Linked DNA regions of Homo sapiens: region 2 is linked to region 1. The links are chromatin loops, found by intact Hi-C in ENCODE. Cell type or tissue: endothelial cell of umbilical vein. All regions are shown on one strand.

Region 1 (5,000 bases):
AAATCTTGTATCAGAAGTCCTTAGAGATCTATTTATAAATTTTTAACTCATAGTTATCAGCTGGTATGGACATCCCTGTATAGTATAATCAAGGTTTTTTTTTTTTTTTAACCATTTTCCATGGAATCTGGGTAAAGTGCATTATTAATACAGTGCGTTCTTTCTTTTTTATTTTCTTTCTTTCAAGAGACAGAGTCTCTTTGTCACTACTCTTTCTTTTAAGAGACAGAGTCACTTTGTCACTACTCAAGTCACTCAGGCTGGAGTGCAGTGGTGCAATCATGGCTCACTGCAACCTTGAACTCCTAGGCTCAAGCAATCCTCCTACCTCAGCCTCCCAAGTAGTTAGGATTAAGGCATGTGCCACCATGCCTGGCTAATTTACAAAAACATTTTTTTTTGGAGAGGCAGGGTCTTGCTACGTTGCCCTGGCTGGTGTCAAACTCCTGGGCTCAAGCGAGCCTGGCTGCCTCTGCCTCCCAAAGTGCTGGGATTATAGGCATGAGCCGCTGTACCTGGCCAGAATCATTTTAATATATAATTTCAGCACATTATTTACATCAACTAGATATAGGGCAAATACAGAGACTAAGTTAGCAGCATCCCAATCAAAGCTGTATTTTTAAATGGCTGTAAGGAAGAGCAATGTGCCACCTGCCCGCATCAGCTTTGCTCACAGGAAGCTGTTTCCTCCACACCCCCAGAAAGAAGGCTGGACAAAGGGGTGAAGGTCTGGAAACCGACAAGGAGGATTCAGAGAAGGGACAGGGAGAACTGGATAGGGACGATGGGTTGGAAAAATAAATTCCAGAGCAAAGAGAAGTTGGAGAGATGAACAGATCTTCGATTTATTGCTAATTTAATTAATATAGGATGACTCTACAACCTTGGTTAAAAACCCATTCAAGTTGTATAAACTTCCACCCTTCATGCAGCCCCAATTTTGAATAGGAGAGCCTTGGTAGGAGGTAACAATACGCTTGGGGCACTGATGTGCCTGTTATCAACAATATGAACTGCAATTCATCTTACTAAACACCTTGGACAGAATCCAGCTTGAGACTCAGAAGGCTCTTTGGGATAAAAGATGTTGTCACTAAAGAAACCCTGTTTGCTTATCAAAGCAAAGGCAACCAATTAATAGTTTTATCACTAATACTGTTACCCCGAGGGCTAAAATTAAGTTTATTTATTTATTTTAAGTTCAACATCCTAAATTCCACCCTAATGCACAACAAGGTACGGCTCGTATTACAAATGAATAACTTAATTAAAAAACATTGATTTTGCTCATTGACTGCTGCAAATTTTATTAAATATTAATGATAACATTTTGTATTTTTTATACTAGTCATGAAAGTTTTATGCACTCTCTCCCCTACAGCAGCCTTAGATTTCATGACAAAATCTTAGGCAGCTCAAAGTACAAACATAAATATTGCATTGGCCAGCTTGGTACAATATATGTGTGTACATAAGCCGATAAAAGGATGTGTGTACATTTACCCAAATGTGAGTGAGTGAGGAAAGCTGACATGAGGCAAGCAAGGGAGAAACTTGAATGGTGAAAGTTTATGTTTTATTTTAACCACCAAGAAAGGTCACCCAGAAAGAAAGTCCTGGAACCAGCGTCCCATGAGACAAGACCTCAGAACCTCTCACCACATGTGTCCTTTCCCCAAACTCTGCATATGGAATTCAAGGCACAAAACATTGCTCCATAAACCACATGATTTTACAGGTTTCAAGTCTATGGCAAGAGGTTTCACCAGAAGGACAAAATTCTCTTCTTTCCTCACCCCATGGGTGCAAAAAAAATTTTTCCATAAAAGCCACCAGGCTATGGGAGAGCCTTTAAAATTTTTGCAGTTTTTTGTTGTTGTTGTTGTTGTTTTGCTTCTGTGGGTTTATTTTACATGTTTACATTAGAGTCGGCACAGCCTTGCATTGTTATCTGTCTAGATGGACTAGAAGTCACCCTTATCTGGTTTTCTCCAAGCTTTTAATGGTAAGCATAAATGTTTGGGATCAGCTGACAGCTGTGTGCAGTGAATCAGGCAACATCATCATTCGGAATGTTTTTCTATTATTTGGAAAATTGTACTTAAAAAAATCCATAAAGCACTCAGTAGAACATCGTTTCTTTGAACTTCAGCAGTGACTGATTTTTTTTCTTCCTTTGTATCTCAAAGTCATTTAAAAACAAGTGAGAAGTTAATTTGTTGAGATCATTTCCTCAAATCACCTCCCAGGTCAAAAAGACAGCTCTGGCCTCTGCGTTACACAGTCTTTCCAAAACGTAACCAACTTCCTTAGGGATACAATCATAGCAACCCAGACTTGAAAACAAAGCCGGAGTCTGATTAAGTACTTGCCAAAAAGATTCCAACCATAGTCTACATAGTTTGCAAATACCCACATGGGGAAGGTTGAGGGAGAGAGGAAGGGAAGGACAGGAGCTTTCCAAAGGAAATATTTCACATGGAAAATATCAAGCATTTTCTAAAATGAGTAATTAAAGGACAGGATAGAATATCTTTAAGATATAAGCTTCTTTGAAATGCAAAATAGAAATTTTTGTCAAATAGGCAACGGAAGATAATATGTGAAAATCAATGTACTCAATATTATAGCTCCTATAATAGGAGACTTAGGGACCTGAGAATACGTTTGCATGTTTCAGCATTGTATTCGTTTGGGCTGAATTATCAAATTTCTGGCAATGTTTGCCTCTTTTCACTACTTCCTCTCTCCTTCAGCTCCCAGTGGTCCCTGGAAAGCCCATTTCTCTCCTCGCTCCTGGGTCCTCGTGCTGCTGGTGGTCTCAGGTTCTTTTACGTCCCCTGGTTCCATCCCAAAAGTCCTTCCTAGAAGTCTTTCGAAATGCCTGAATTGGGATTTCTTTCTTGTCTTCCTTCCTTCCCTCCTCCTCTTCCTCCTTCCCTCTTTTCCATTCTTTTTCCCACTAGGTCTCTAGACCTCGTGATCTGCCCTCCTCAGCCTCCCAAAGTGCTGGGATTGCAGTCCTGAGCCATTCCCGCTAGGTTTCTAACACAAGCAAAGAAGTTGTAGCTTCCACGAGGTGTGCTTTTCAGACTGTGTTATGTAAAACAACTCCAGACGTCAAGTCACAGGTGGCTTTAAAAAAGAAATCTTCTAAAGAAAATAAACAAGGTAGAAACCATGACATTAGATGTGGCGCATAGATTTTTAGTGAATTTAAAGATGTGCAAAATGCCAGCCAGTGACATCAGTATCATTTCCCTTTCTGTTGTGGAATGAAGTTTCTTTTCCTAATGAGGAATGCTCAGGGAAACAGAACAAAGCTAAAAAGAAAAGAACCCTTCTTTGCAATGGCATTTGACACTGGACCCCAGGGCATGGTTTGACACATTTTGAAAGTACCAGTGTCCCCAGCTCAGCTTGACTGCGAACCGGCTCTACATAGCCACCTTTAGTCCTCCCAGGGAATAAATTAAATCTGCATCTTGACTGTGTTGCCTGGAAGAGACTGTTCAATTATTTATGGCGCAACAGCAGGGAGTTGCTCTTCTCTGCAAGTTGCGGGGTGGGGGTGGGAGCGTACACTGCCTCTTGTCTACTTCGGGCCACTGCGTTAGTGAGTCCGGTAATGTCTAGAGAAAATAACAAGGCTGGAGGCAACTAAGATATATTAACGAACAAGAGGCAGTAAATCCCTTTTTACTGTTTGGAGACTGTGCTCAGGCCAGCGCGACTGTCACCGTGCTCTGGTGCTGCCTGGGATGTGGCAGGTGTGCACTCATGCCTGACCGCAGAAGGCTGGGCGGGCGGTGGGTTAAAGACCACACGGATTTAAGGTTGAGGTTTTAAAAATGGAAATAAGAAGAAACTCAAGAATGTGTAACCAGAGAATTTACTAATTGGAGACTTCTGCTTCCCATTTTTGGTCCTAATTCTCAGACTCAGTGTCATAACAGCTTCATGTTGAGAATCAGAAGACCCAACTCTGGGTCTCAGAGGGCTGACTTCCTGAAAGTTTTTGTTATTTACTGGTATTTCGGAAATCACTGAAGCACAGAGTCACTTGGAGAGCCACACCGGCGTTTCCATGAGGGTGAGTCTTTGCTATGGAGACTTAGACCCTGGTCCCTGCTGTCCAAATTGTTTCAACATGGAAAAAATAAATAAATAAAACTAAGGTATAATTATTGAGAAGACTTAAATATATATACCCCGAGATAGGCAATACATTTACATGTCAAAGTGAAATAATCTCAATGACTTATGGCCTTTTTTTATATATACCAAATGTCCCTAAATTTAACGTACATATCTTTTAAAGTATATTTATTAAATTCTATTCCTTTTCTTGAAATAATCTTTAATAAAAATTTTAAAGATGGACATCATTCCTGATTTTTCTTAAGAATTCATAAAAATACATGAACATTGTGGCTTCTTGGTTAATATTATGTTAACCATCTCCTATTTCTTTGCAAGTAAGTTCTTAAATTTTAGATTTTAAGATAGTAGATAGGGCTGAGGTCTGGCATAATATAAGATATAGGTAATCTCAATGGCAATATAATAAACCATTTAAAATTGGGCATTACTTTTTTTTTGAGATGAGGTCTCACTATCTCACTGTGACTGATCCTTATACTCCTGGGCTCAAGCAATCCTCTCAGCCTTCAGAGTAGCTGGGACCAAAGAAACATGTCACCGCATTCAGCTATTTAATTTTTGTAATGACTCATGGCCGGTTTTCTAAATGACTCATTATGTTGATAAGGCGTGAAGAGAGAATGCAACATGGCAGAGGGGTGCAGAGGAAGTAGACACCATACGAAAGTAAAGATGGAGGATCCCAAAGGCTGCCTATTTTGTAATTTTTCATAAAACCAGGGATTAGAAAATGTTGTGTTTTAGTTGTTGGGACAGAGCAGAAATCCTATCCTAAAATATATATGCAGGACATTTGTTGTTTCCATTTTTTTTTCCCCCAGATGAAGTCTCAC
Region 2 (5,000 bases), 190 kb after region 1:
TCTGCAAAACTCCAGTGGGAGAGGATTACTAGAAGCCTCGCTCTTGGAACTGTCCTGGATCCTGCCCCATGTGCCCCTCCCCTTGGCTGATTTTAATCTGCATCCTTTCACTATAATAAACCAAAACTGTTGAGTATGAGCACTTTAGTGAGTTTCGTGATCTTTCTAGAAAATTTTCAAACCTGAAGGTAGTCTTGGGGATCCCTAAACTTGCAACTGGTGTCAGAAGTGGGGGTGGTCTTGGGGACTCCCAAACTCTGCAGTGTATATACATTTTTTTATTTGTTTATACACATACGCACATACATACATACATACATACATACATACATACGTACATACATACAAATCATGCTACCCGAGTTTTGTGCATGTTTTGGGGAGTGGATAGCATGTTGATTCGAGAATGCTAATGATTCTTGATCTGGTGGTGGTTAAATGAGTATTAACGTATCATTATTCTTTAACCCGTAAATATACATTTTATATACTCTTCTGTATTTATAATATCTCAGTATTTTAATAAAGAGGAAAAACTCCCTGTAGAGGAAGATATTCACACACATTCACACAAGGTTCAGTGCAGCAACTGAAGCATTCACCTATACCAGAGATTACCATTCTAAATTGAAGGAGAAAAAGGAATAATGTAACATTCATGTATTTATCGTGTATTTTTCAATGGACAGCAATGTGTATCACCATGTGCCATGTATCTACTGAATACATTTAAAAGAGTAATATAAGTAACAGTTTTATTTTGAAATGTCAATATTGTGTTGATAATTGTGGAAACTAGATGGATATATGAGAGTTCATTATCCTGGTGTTCTTTTGGGTATGTTCAAATTTTTTCATGATAAAAAAGGTTTTTAAAAGTAAAACATAGGGCCAGGCATGGTGGCTTACACCTGTAATCCCAGCACTTTGGGAAGCCAAGGCTGGCGGATCACTTGAGGTCAGGAGTTTGAGACCAGCCTGGCCAACATGGTGAAACCCCATCTCTACTAAAAATACAAAAATTAGCCGGGCATGGTGGAGGGTGCCTGTATTCTCAGCTACTTGGGAGGCTGAGGCGGGAGAATGGCTTGAACCCAGGAGGTGGAGGTTGCAGTGAGCCGAGATCACATCATTTCACTCCAGCCTGGTAGAGAGATTGAGACTTTGTCACAAAAACAAAAAACAAAACATAAGAAAAGATTACCATTTTGTCCTTAGTCTTATTACTCAGGGGCTACTGCCTATTTTTCATGAAGAGAGCAGTCACTAAAATGAATTCAAATTGGAGATATATCATACTGCACCATCTCCTACCATTCTTGATAAATTATAGCCACCAGCTTATAAATAAACAAGTATTATTTTAGCTTTTTACAACAATATGCTAAAGTAGGGGGTGGAGATAAACAAAACTCTCCTGAAATCCCTTTATTTTAGCTTAGTTGTTCAAGGACCATAATCACAATTCCCCTGGCCATGTGAGGGAATATTGGTTTTGATTTGTTTTATTTGCTCTTTTCTGGAGACTTAGAAATTCTGTTCTACTGTTTATATGTGTATCCTGGAATGGAGTATTTGTTTCATCTTATTTTGACCTCATTGTAGCAGCATAAACCCCATTTGTGCAGGTTAAATGACTTCGAAAGCTCAGATCCCCAGTAGATTCCAAAAGGATCCTAACAGAGAACTATAACTTCCTCCATGAACAGGAACTGGGATCTCACCCCCTATTTAATCACCTATCCAAGTTCTGGGAATGCTGTGTGCTTAAAACAGTTTTTAATGGATTGATCACAAGCAAAATTCAACCCTATCAACAGTCAATCTCCTTCACTCACAGAGATGCATTTGGTGCAGTTTCTGGCCTTTTGGCCGTCATTGCATATCTACACTGTGGGGCCTTGGGTCGTGCACTAACACATTGACTTTGGTGAGGCTGGAATCAAAGATCAGCCCTGCAGATGGTCAACCATGTTTATGTAACCAAGCCTCCTATGTGCACCTTGTGCAGTGCTGTTCCATGGAAAGACCACCATCATCTTTCAGGTAGCAAAGACCAGCTGCAAAATAACATAATTCTTTACAGCCAGATCATTGAACTTTAGCAGTCACCAGTGCTTACTATCTGACAAATCTGATTACTGCCTGAAATATAGATGCTGTAATACGGTCACAGTAAGGCAAAACAATTTTAAATGTTCATTTAACTTCTTAAAATATCAGATATAATTTCTTGACCATAAAACAATCAAACAAACCTAAAACACAATTTGGAAATAATTTTTGCTAGATGTGTGGATCCATAAGTATCTCCTATAAAGTAATTTTACAGGCAATAAAGAGAAAAAGATTATAAAGATGGCTAGACAGCTAACTGAGTAGAATAGTCAGAATATGCCAAAGAAGCAGAGAGTTTTGTCACAGGCTTGCACCAGTAGTCTGCTCAGGCAGAGTAATACATATACACTAAAGATGGTAACTTACTAGGTCATGTTATAAAGTGACTGTCTTTCAAAAGTCACCCAGATTGACTGTCACAAGTCAATTCCTGGCAATTGCATTACTTGCCTTCATCTGATTCCATTGTTCATATAGTCCTAAATAATCAGGCTAGTCTTATTGATTAGTGGCTTGTTCTTGCCAACTGAGCAACTCAATCAAATTGACCCTGTGGCAACTTGTTTCATTGCTTAGCAGAGAACAGCTAGGATTCCCCCAAAGCCTGAGTCAGCCATCTTTGAGCATGTAAAACAATAAACATGAGGCTGCTTCCAAGCAAAGAGCACAGTTGTAGAGAACAAACCACTGGGTGGCACTACCGCATGCGGTTTCAAGGAGAGCTTGGCTACACTAATGGAGGATCTCAAATCTTAACGTGTGTTGACAATCATTCAGTGGAATTTGCAGGTACTCTGATTTCTGGGTCCCACTCTAGAGACACTGATTCAATATTCAGTATTGGGGCCCCAGGGATATGCATTTTTCAATAAGTACCTAAATAATTCTGATTGTGACCGTCTCAGAGAATCTTAGAGAAATACAAAGCTTTATTTGCCCTGTGGTCCAAACCTCAACAGTCAGAACTGCTTCTACCTTTCCAAAAGGGGCAGTTGGTTTCTGCTATCACCATTCAATTCATGGGTTTATGCCAGGACCTTTTAGCAGCCATAAATTCTATGACCCAGTAGAAAAGGGTGTAGCCAAAGGCTCTGTCCACAAGCGTAAGACCCACTCAGTCAGTGTATAAATGGTACTTACTTGGTTTCTATGTAAATGATGTGAACCTCCAAAGTATTTTATTAACATCCTGTAACTGTATATTCTAATGTCCCCAGAGAATAATCTTGGCTGATTTCTCTCTGCAGACTATACATTGCTATAGCCCTCATTATTTTACAGCTGTCAAGTAAAACCATGAGCAGCTGGGCTGAACTGGTCTGCTTTTTTGGACCATATTAAAAGACTTTACATTGTTAATAAATGGAGGCAATTAAAGGTTAAGTATTTAGTTCATCTAGCCCTTAGAATAATGAATGATTGTAAAGACAGGTTTAATTTAATTCCCCAAATAATTTGGCATTCTTGGTTATTAAGAGTCTAAAAGTACTGTCTGTTTCTGGTTCCATACTTAGCCAGTGTGGAAGCTGTCACTCCCCCCTAATAACAAGTAAAACAATGCAGGACAACAGCTCTTCTTAGATCTGTAAAAGAAGTAGGTTCACAGGACAAACCTCTGCCCTCCAAACTGGAAACACATCATAGGCAGACACAAAAAAAATCAGAACCTACAGGAGCAGAAACCTCCATGGAACCAGTGCTGGGGTAGGAAAACTGGAACTGTAACTGGCAACTCACTGGAGGCTTGGTGTGAACAAGCCTGAGAACCAAAAGCTCTAGGGGAACCCCATCACACTTTTGTGAATTTTACCTGCAGGAGCTTGACCAGATCCTCACAGTGAATGTAAGAGAAAAATCTCTTGGTGCTTTGCTTCTGGCATGGGGAGAGGCCAAGGAACCATTTTTGAAACACACCAGATCACTCTGTTCTTTTAAACAAAGTCTACCCTTAGGAAAAGCTAGTTAACCACGGTCTAATGTGCTAGAGTTTTATCAGAGCGCCACTGACCCAGGAGAAGGGAAAAAGTTCAACTCTACCCAGCTGTGTGGACTTCCCCATGGGAGAGGGAAATACCCATTTCCAGCCCACTGTGGCATTCTGGTGGGAGAAGGAAAAAACTCAACTCTAGCCCACTCCAGCCATCCTGTCTCACCTAAGGAAGGAGAAATAAAATGAGAAACACTTGGAAATTTCACAGTTCAGAGGCACAAACTCACTGTAAGACTGAGACCTAATTATAAGGCCACAGAATGCTTCTCCTTCCCCCACACCTTACCACTACATTATTAAAGCCTACCACCAGCAGTTCCTCTTCCCAGTACATCATCTCCAGCTACCAAGAAAAGATTACAAGCCATACTAAAAGGCAAAAGCACAGTTTGAAGAGATACAGCAAGCATTAGAACCAAACATACTGGGAAGTTGGAATTATCAGAGAGGGAATTTAAAACAACTGTGATTAATATGCTAAGCAATCTATGTAAGAAAGTAGATAGCATATCAAAACAGATGGAAAATGTAAGAAAAGAGATGGAAATCCTAAGAAGGAAGCTGAAAGACATGCCACAGATCAAAAACACAGTAACAGAAATGGAAGAATGCCTTTAATGGGCTTATTGGAGGACCTGAGGTGGCTGAGGAAACATCTCTGAGTTTGAGAATATCTTAATAAAAACCTCCAAAACTGAAAAGCAAAGAGAACAAAGACTGATAAAAACAGAATATTCAAGAACTATAGGAAAACTAAAAAAAAGACATAAAATGTGTAAAAAGAAATAAGAAGGGAAAGAAAGAGAAAAAGAAATACTTGAAACATAGCTGAAAAATTCCCTAAATTTATGTCAGACACCAAACCACAGATCCAGGAAGCTCAGAGAACACT

Evidence for each region. Peaks named below come from ENCODE experiments on the same cell type or tissue, not always from the same donor. Only the 100,000 strongest peaks of a DNase experiment are listed, where the experiment ranks them.
Region 2: a loop joins it to region 1, with 7 times the contacts of the local background. A loop is called at or near these places in 1 of 110 quality-filtered maps.

Annotation. Positions count from the first base shown.
Region 1 is chr10:10,869,550-10,874,549 of GRCh38, reverse strand. It overlaps a transcript of CELF2 not described here. Among named protein-coding and RNA genes, the nearest start is that of LINC00710, 80 kb to the left of the region's middle. RefSeq lists a silencer at 3,778-3,827. In endothelial cell of umbilical vein, no CTCF peak of the experiment used is centred here; DNase peaks (open chromatin) are centred at 1,109, 2,279 and 4,719; H3K27ac peaks cover 4,410 bases.
Region 2 is chr10:10,675,479-10,680,478 of GRCh38, reverse strand. It overlaps a transcript of CELF2 not described here. Among named protein-coding and RNA genes, the nearest start is that of CELF2-DT, 220 kb to the right of the region's middle. RefSeq lists an enhancer at 4,365-4,414. In endothelial cell of umbilical vein, a CTCF peak has its summit at 2,781 (motif pointing right); a DNase peak (open chromatin) is centred at 2,798.